Regions from separate parts of the Homo sapiens genome. Here region 2 is linked to region 1. A link is a contact called in ENCODE Hi-C data. All regions are on one chromosome and are shown on one strand. Each heading gives the region's core, a stretch centred on a gene start or an enhancer-like site at or near the end of the contact. The rest is flanking DNA. Distances are from core to core; before and after follow the strand shown.

What was found. A loop is a pair of places that touch in the nucleus more often than their neighbours do. Pooled maps may share reads with other maps.
Region 2: a pooled map shows a loop between it and region 1 (3-fold over the local background). The contact joins two enhancer-like sites. A Hi-C loop is called at or near these places in 1 of 168 maps with a recorded cell type or tissue (PC-9), 21 of 37 single-sample maps with no recorded cell type and 4 of 50 pooled maps.

The regions. Positions count from the first base shown.
Region 1 is chr1:56,145,044-56,149,829 of GRCh38, forward strand. No RefSeq gene overlaps it. Among named protein-coding and RNA genes, the nearest start is that of LINC01755, 200 kb to the left of the region's middle. Within about 2 kb of position 1,593, at least 2 of the 41 ENCODE cell types and tissues checked have a DNase peak (open chromatin) inside an H3K27ac peak, as active enhancers do.
Region 2 is chr1:56,523,863-56,528,556 of GRCh38, forward strand. It overlaps PLPP3 (phospholipid phosphatase 3), which reads right to left. Exons shown (of 6, transcript NM_003713.5): 3 at 415-692; 4 at 1-18. Among named protein-coding and RNA genes, the nearest start is that of PLPP3, 53 kb to the right of the region's middle. RefSeq lists an enhancer at 1,869-2,148. Within about 2 kb of position 1,774, at least 7 of the 41 ENCODE cell types and tissues checked have a DNase peak (open chromatin) inside an H3K27ac peak, as active enhancers do.

The DNA.
Region 1 (4,786 bases), core at 343-2,842:
TCAAAAGGCAGGTAAGGCCAAGAGACTCTGAGGTGGGACATAAGATGTGTCTGATCCATTCTTCAACATGACTCACTACTCCCATGCACCGTCATCGAAAGGAAACCTTTCTGGCTTGGAAGAGCTGGTGTATCAGTTGAGATTCATTAAGCTTAAAGAAGCAGAAAACCTAAATGAAACTGGCTAAGATAATGAGGAAAGAAGGGAAGTTATTGGCTTACATGCCTACGAGTCCAGAAGGTCAGCAGGTTTCAGATTTGACGGCTCCACTGTCCTGAAGTTCTTTTGACTCAGTCTTTCTCCACAGGCCAACTTTCTATTCAGGCTATCACTAAAATGGCTGCAGCAACTCTAGGCCATTAGTGCACACATGACCACATTCCAATATCCAGAGGAAGACAGAAACTATCTCTTCATTTGCTTCTTTCTTACAAATGAAGAAACGTTTCCTAAAGGGTGCCTCAGCCAACATCCCCTTGCAGCTCTCATTGCCCAAGCTGGGTGATACATTCATTCCTTAACAATCCTCATTACAGGGATTCTAAACACTTTGATTGGCTGGGGCCTGGGCTCCTGAACCAATCACTGTGAAGAAAGATGGATCACCATGACTGCTTAACCCAATGGGGACCCACCTCCTGCACTGGGGTAATCCTCAAACTGCATGACAACCACAAAATGCAAGGGGGTGGGGAGGTGGACTTGGTGTTAAAGAGAAAACCACACTGTCGACAAGAGCCAGACTTCAAAAGCATCTAAAGAAACAAAGACAAAGCTGCCATCATCATTTGTTAGTAGACAGTTGTCATGGAGTGGGGATTGACTCACTTTAAGCAAAGTAGGTTTCAGCCAGTCTGTGTAGTTCTCCATGACTCTTACTGTTTCTTTCACTGGGACTCTCTATTCCCCATCCCTGCCTTTGATAGTGCATCTCATCCCTAAGCTTATTCCAAAAGCCTTCCTTGTTGTTTCACAGCCAGAAAACACAGGCTGAGTGATATATAAAAGCTTTGGAATTAGTAGCAATTTTAGAAATCTAGATCAGGGTTTTTCAAACTCCATGGCTCTGGAGAGCTCTCTCAGTTGTGAAACTTGTAGGGCTGAAAAGAAGAGCTAAGTAGTCGAGGCTCTAGGCCTCCTAAACCCCCCAACCAAAGCAGCTGTAAATTCATTTATTTTGCGTAGCTATATAGCTTTATTCAAGATTAATTTTTATTCAGGGGATTAAAAATCAAATCCCCTTATTATAAAAATGAGAAAACTGAAGCTCAAAGAGAGGGGTGGAAGCGTGTGTTGAAGGTCATGGTGCTTATCTGTACCTCCTCCTCAGGACACCTATGCTAACATTTGAAAAGTTTCACCTGTGCCTCATGAGCCCTCTCTTCTCCAGAATCAGTGGCCCCAGCTTCTTCAAATCTCACTCCAGTGAAGAGATTCTAAGCCATCTCACCAATTCATTGTTCAACTCCTTGTTAAAATCACTTCACTTCAAGTGTAGTGCCAAGAAATAATCATGATGAGTCAAATGCATCTGAGCAGCAGAGAGAAGAGCAGGACTGCCCTATGTCCCATCAGAATGTTGCACTCTTAATAATATAGCCAGGGATCACATTAGCTAGTTGGCAGGCACAGAACACCATTGCCTCATACTGTCCGTTAAAACTCTTAAGATGTTTTTACAAGCTGCTGCAAAGACTGTTCTCCTCATCCTGTTCCTATCCTCTTGTTTACTTAGACTCAATTGCAGGGTTTAACATGTATTTCATTTATTCTAAAATTCCACAATTCTAAGTGCCCACCGTGTGCATTTCTGGGCATTCCATGAGCACATGGAGAATTCTAGGACAGGAGGAGCAAATTCAGCTACCTTGAGGAGCCAGGCAGGTAGGGACAGAAGTCATATAAATAAATGAAGATGGCCAGGTATAGTTCAAATTTGTGAGCTATGAAGTCTGGTTAAAGGAGAACTAGGCCTCATCTAAAGAAATAGCTTTATTCAGCCTCAGCTAGCCATTGCCATGCAAGAATCAAGTCCAGAGTTGCTAGATCTTATGATTTAAAAAAAAAAAAATCTGGAAATGTGGATGTTGATTGGAAATATCCAGTCTTTTAAATGTTGGCCACTAACTCTCAAAGTTCTAATACACTCTATTGGCCAAACAAAACACATCTGCAGGCTGAGTTCAGGCCATGAACTTCAAATTTACAAACTTTGCCCTGTGAGGATGAGGGAGTTGGGCAGCACTAGTTAATGAGACAAAAGTATAAAAATGACTCGTGTTATCTTGGAATTAATAGCACAACATTTATTTTTAATATTACCCTATTAATCATACGCTTGAACTTTTTAAAGCTGGAAAGAATCTCTGGGATTATATTGTTTAATCCTCTTGTTTTATAAAAAAGGAATCTATGATTCACAGAGGAGAAATGAGTTGGATTTTAATTAAATGAATCCAAATGAATTCATGAAATGAATAAAAAAATTCAAGTTCTTAGAAATTGAGGAGATAATTGGTACATTAGCTCCTCAAACCTTAGTCCATGGTTTCTCAATCTAAGCATTATTGACATTTTGGACTGGATAATTCTTTGTTGTGTGTGTGGGTGGGGTGGAGGGGGAAGAGTTGTTTTGTGCATTGTGGGATGTTTAGTACCATCCGTGGGCTCTACCTACTAGAAGTCAATAGCACACTCCTGCAAGTTATCAGTGGCAAATGAAGGCAAGAATGTTTTTAGATATTACAAAGTGTCCCTGAGGGACAAAATTGCCACTGCCCTTGAAAATCACTATACCCTCTTCCAATCCCTTTGTCTTATGGTTGAGAGGACTCAGAAAACTCGAGAGCTTTCCTCAAAGTCACATGGGGAATTATTGGCATTGCTGGTACCAACACTTGAATCTCATCTTAACTCCTTCTAGAGTGCCCTATTAACAAAAGCCTGCAAATATGAGCCACAATTTGATCAGTAAGTTTTGTAAAACTGCATATTTTAAATTAAGAGGCAGCATGGCATAATGGTGAAAAGCATGGATTCCATGACTGACAAATCTGCATTTGGTTCTCAGCTCTTCTACTTACTTGCTTTGTGACATTGACCAAATTAACCTCTCTGAATGTTTGTTTACCACCTCACCTGAAAAATGAGTGGTAAAATGTATATAGTGCTTGTCACAAGATAGGGATTCATCAAATGGAAGTTGTTGTTATTATTATTATTATTATTACTATTATTTAACTGGACCTGGAGTCAGTAAACTGTAGCCCACAAACTGAATTTGGCCTGCCTGTTTTTGAATAGCCTGTGAGCTAAGAAGTTTTACATTTTTAAACGGTTAAAAAATTTTAAAATAACAATGCCATTTTATGGTACATGAAAGTCATGTGAAATTCAAAGATCAGGGCTCATAACTAAAGTTTTATTGGAACACAGCCACGTATTCATATGCACGTAGTCCATGGTTGCTTTCATGTAAAAGCAGCAGAGTCAAGTTGTTGCAACAGAGATCAGCTGATGGGCAAAGACTAAAATATTTATTGCCTGGCCCTTTACAGAAAGATTACCAGTCTCTTAACTAAACCTGTAATCTCCAAGTAGAAAAGCAGGCAACCACAATTTGTGCAGAGCCCTCTGGTGTGCAGGAGGTAACATAGCAAAATAATTCATTTTTCCTTCTGATGCCCCTTGCAGTTCTAGCATCTATAACCATTGTATTTTACTCTGCTCACTTGAGACATTTCTTAGCATCTGTGTATATCCAGTATTTTCAGAAAACATAGGTTCCCAAGTTATCCGGGAAACATGAAAAAACTTTTTATAGATGTCCTCTCCTGAATAAATCTCATTGTAGAATTGCTACTTAAGGCAATTTTTTTTTCACAATCTGGAATATTTATCAAAAAGAAAGGAAATGGCTTGCTCAGTGTTAAGCCAAGCACATATTTTAAGTGTTGTATGATTTGGACAGGACAATAAAAAGGGATATCCGGTAAAAAGGAAGAATAGATAAGAACTATCTGCCAAAACTAAACTTTAAGAGATGTCGTCATGTTACCTCTTTTTTTAATACCTTGAACATCTTGGTTACAATTTAATCTTACTATAGCCTGAGATTTTAAATGCCAATACATGTTTATAGCCCTAGCCCTGACACTAAGTAGATTTGTGGTCTTCAGAATTCCTTTACAATTCAATACAATACATATATTGATTGTCTAATACATGCCAGGTGCTGTGATGGGCATTGGAAGTATGAAGATAAATTAAACATGGTTTTGCCCTAAAGGATTTCACTGAGGATCTGGTTAAGTCATCAAGCTTCTTTGAGTGCCACCTTCTCATCTGTAAGAGTGGGGCACGGAAATAAATATTTCATCTGCTCCAGAAACTTTTATTGAGCACGCTTGTCTTGCCATACACTCTAGGAGATATCAAGGAATGAAAATAGGACTGTATCACTATAACAATTCAATTACAAAGCATGCCTAGTCTCTGCCCTTCGAAGAGGTCACAATTATAATACAACATAATAAATGCAAAATGAATATGAGAAGCAAGTGAAAGGGAGCCACTATTTTTTCTTAAATAAGGGAGGACAGACTCCACAAAAGAATTAACATTAGAGTAAGTCTTAAATGATATTTTCATTTATGACATGGCATGTTGGGAGCTCCCATCACTAAAAGGGATAAACAAATTTAGAGACTGGGAAAGAAGACTGTGACCAACAAAATCAGCCCCTCGCCCAATGGACCTGGCAATTCAAAATCAAGTCAAATGGAGA
Region 2 (4,694 bases), core at 524-3,023, 380 kb after region 1:
CCAGAGAAGAAGGACTTCCTGCAAGAGCAAGAGAGGGCCATGAAAGGGCCGTATTCACATCCCTGATACACACTTGTCTGTCTGTCTTCCCTCCCTAGACTGTAACCTTGAGAGCAGGCACTAGGCCCTGTTCATTTTTGCATCCTTGGTAGTGCTTTGGACCCATGCCTGGAACATAGCAGGCACCTATGAATTCATGAATAAACAAAAGAATGAATGAATGAATGTACCTACCCATGCTATATCGGAAGTATTGATTTACATATCTGTCTCAATCATCTGACTGTGAGTTCCTCAAGAATAGGAACTATGCCTTATTCACCCATCTAAACCAGGGCCCAGCTAGTAAGTGCTCACTGAACTGCACTGTATGAAAGGGGTCCAGGCTCTGGCCATGCGGAGGTGGTGTCTCACCTGGCTTCCTGGACTTTGCTGTCATCACCTCTGCATCTGTAGTTCTGAATGTAGCCTTCAGAGCAGTTGATCTGGCTGAAATCAGGGTTGCAGACACTCAAGAAGTGAGGACGCAGGCGCCCTATGGACACTTTGGCAATGTCTGTGAAAGACTGGCTGATGGCACAGCCAAAGAGGAAGCAGCCCACTTGCTTATAGAGTGCTGCCACGTAGGGGTTCTGAATCGTCGACCGCGACTTCTTCAGGTAATAGATCCGGTAGAATTCCCCCGTGATGATCTAAAAGGAATCCAACAGGGGAATTAGGCAGTATCAAGATTCATCATCAACACTGATGCCGTAACGGATATTCAACAACACAGGAGAATATTCAGTATTTGCAAAGGAGTGTCCTAATTTTCTATTTATGAAATATACAGACACAAATATGCACAGAAGAAAAGATCAAAGCGCTAATATAGTTGGGTGTTTTAAGCCCCTTTGTAACAACAAAAATATACAACCAAATATATTTATATGTATATATGTGTATGTGTGTGTGTGTGTGTGTGTGTGTGTATCTTTTTTTTTAAGGGAGAGACAAGAACTTAACTATAGAAAAGAAATACTAAATGAAGAATCAACGACAAGGTAAAGGGTAGCTATGATGTCACAGGGTCTGAGCAAATCTCGAGATTCTGAGATTTGGGGTAAAGGATCACCAACAATGACCTGACTCTAGTAAGGGCCTCAGCCTTGTGCTGACATTGGCCATGGTGAGAGTTTCTGTAAGAAGAGCTGGACACACCATGGTTAAGTCCTGGGGAATTCAGACTCTGCCACCAATCTGGTATCCTTCAGCAATAATCTACATCCTCCAAGCTTTGGCCTTCTGCTCCATAAAAGGAGGCTGCTCACCTTTGCAGTTGTTGGTTCAAATAGGATAACATGAATGGGAAATGACCTGGATCACAGAAAGTGATGCTTTTACTTTTTAGAAGCAGAGTGTGATGAATAGAATACCAGTCTAACAACTAAGAAACTTGTAGTACGATGCCCTTCAGTGTTTGTGAATTTCCTCCAGTCAGCCTGTGCTGTCTTCTCTGAGCCTGACGATCCTTCTCAAATCTTTCTTGATTTTCATACTGTATCTATGATATGATGCTTAGAGGAGATTTATCACTACTGAAAATAATCCACCAATTACTGATTACCTATTATATACCAGACATTGCTTTTATATTCTTTATGTCACGAAATCCTGATGCTCAAGATAGATATAGTGACATCATTTACATTAAGGATGGGGGACAGCTGATGTTCTGTAAGGTAAATGCCTATGATGTGCACAACCACACACCCTGCTGCCTTTGTCTTAACTCCACAGCCCAGCCATGGCCACTTCCTGCTTGTAACCACAGCCCAGAGACAGTGATGGTCAACTCATCACTCACCACAAAAGTCCCTTCACACTTCCTCCCAGGGCAGGATGATGAGTTACACTTGCCCTTTCAGAGGGAAGAGAGCATGTGCACAGCCACAAGGGAAGCAATAGTCTGGCATATCCGGACACTCCTTTGCAAAGGCTCCCAATATTCTTTTACAGTGGAGGAAAGCATCAAGGCATGAGGTCTGATCAAGGTCCTCAAGGGCTCCAAAGTCTGGGGGAGGACGACCACGTAGGAAGGAAACACCAGCTGGGCCCAGGGACAAACAGGTGCAGCAGTGAGAACAGCTATTATCACTGCCAACATTGACACAGTGACTCTGTGTTCATAAATGCTTTATATATAAGAGCTACATTTTGTTTTCCCAGAACATATTGAGTACAATTCTGTATTAGAGGAACATAGGCAAAGGCCACTCTAGCCAGCATCTTGGCATAGCCGTTTCCTGAGAGAGCAAAACTAGTATGGGACCCTGCATAGATGCTCAAAGACTATCAGTTGAAGGAACAAATGAAGGAAAGGGAGCAGGACGGTAGTCCTCAGAGTTGCCTTATTACAAAATTGGAAGTATCCCCTCAACATTACCAAGAATGCTTTGATAACACGTTGCAGAGATTAAACTCCAGGAAGCATGGCAAGTCATTAATGAAAGGGACCATTATATTTAGAAGAAACTTAGGTCCAAATTAGCTCCCATCTAAAGATTAAACCCAGGTGCACTGACTCCCTGCCCAGCATTCTTTCCTACCATTCATGATCTAATTCCCCTTTTGAACCTGTTTATACATTTACCCTATGTAACCTCACAGGCAAACAAGTTCCAGATGTTTATTACCACAATCATGTTCTCTTAATCTTTTTTATTCTTCCTTATTTATAAGTCATATGAGATTTTTTATGCAGGAGGAAGAGCACTGAACTAGGAGTCAAGTAGCCGAGGTTCAAGTCCCTACTTGTTTAGTGAATTTGGGATAAATTGGTTTCTGCATTTGCAAAACGAGGGTGCTAGACTCTGATTTATGACTTCATAACTGCAATGACATTTATTCTCAACTTTCCTGGGCTACGTCCACCATCCACCACTAGCCTGCCAACCAAGCACAGGTAATAAGCAATGGCAGAGGAAAGTTACTTGCTCAGAGATGACACCAGAAGCAGGGAGCAGAACCAAGGCCCCAGATAAAATCCCTGACCTCAGATTGCTCTCTGGTTCCCTGAACCAGACACTGCTACAGATTAAGGAACTGTTTCTAAGCAGGTGTGGCCTGAGGATCAGTCAACACGATTTCCTGTTTGATGCTGAGAAAGAACATGTGAGTTTCCAATGCAAATTAGCATCTCTTTTATGAATTTACTGATTAATCTCAGATGAGTCACCTTTCTGCTCCAGTTACTTTAGGGAGACGGGGTTTGATTACAATTCAGGGATTCTTTTCAGCTCTAATGTCCCATCTCTAAAACTTCCATTTTTAGTGTCACAGTCTTAAGATAGTAAATTGCAAAGTAAAATGTTTCCTTCACTCAAGGGAAAACAAGGAGATGAAAAGAACATTTTGCAGTACCTCAAATTCCTAATAATAATGTTAACAGCAGCCATCTCTTACATTTATTTTGTACTGTAGTTTCATTGAATCTTCTCTGTGAAGAAGATATTCCATTCTACAGATGGAGATACTAAGGCTCTGGGAGACAGTGACTTTTCTGAAGGATTTGAGGCCAGTAAGTGACAGAGTTAAGAGTAGAGCCCAGGTATTCTGACTCTTAAGCTCAAAGACCCACAGCAGACTACACTGAGATAATTTTATCATTTCTATTGTTATTAAAACCAATTTCCACTGCAGAAGAGCAATTGCAGATTTTTAAGGAGAGGGCCAGGCTGAAGCCATTTAGCAGACACATGACTCCAGGACCACATGGCTTCTGGGGCAGCCTTGACAGATTTTAGAGTGAATGAGCAACAAATTATGTATTTTCTCTATCCCCTTGTACAGAAGGGTCAGGGAGTCGACAACACAGCCATAAATCATCATTATGAACCAGGCGGACTTGGCTTCTTGTAATCCTAACCCTTAAAAGTCTATTTAATGAAATTTGGGTTGTGAAAGGCAGCCTGAATACCTCACCTCTACAGACGAGGCGAAGGCTTAAATTGTTCTCCGACACGTTACACACCTAACTCTCGAGTCCCAGATTTACTGCTTTCGGACTTTATTCATTACTCACAATGTTTTTATTCCTGGGTAAGAAAATAAGCTCTTCCCTCCCCCTCCTCCTACAAAGACTCTGTCCCCACTCCCAGACTCCTGCCCCTAGAGCCCTCATTTCTGCCTCAGTCAGCAAGGTTCTGATATGTAAATTTCACTGCTGAGAAAAATGCCTTCAATGTTGATCCCTTTCTGAAACAGCAAGCAACAGATTCTGGGGGTGATGGCAGGCTGCCAGGCAAGCAGAGAATTCTCCCCTACCTGCCTTTTAAAGCACTTGGCACAGAATCTGGAAACTAATAAAATGGGAAAGCATTGCAATTAAGCTACAAGGGGACAGAAAGGGATCAGTCCTTGCCTGAGAAGGGCTGCAGTTTGGAGAGAGGTTGGCTCCAACTGCAAGACAGCTCCTCTTCCTGTCTTTTCTGGTGAAAAAGAGCTCAACTGCCCACATATTTACAAATATTTAACTGTTATGGAGAGGAAATATGAAGAAAAATTAGGATAGATTTTTGGGAAAAGATAGAGCAAGAGGTGGTGAAAGAAGCAACAACGTTGTAGCCAGAAAAACCTGTCTGAATCTTGTCTATTACCTTAGGCATGTGACTTTACCTCTCTGGGCTTAGATGTCCTCATCTATAAAATAAGGT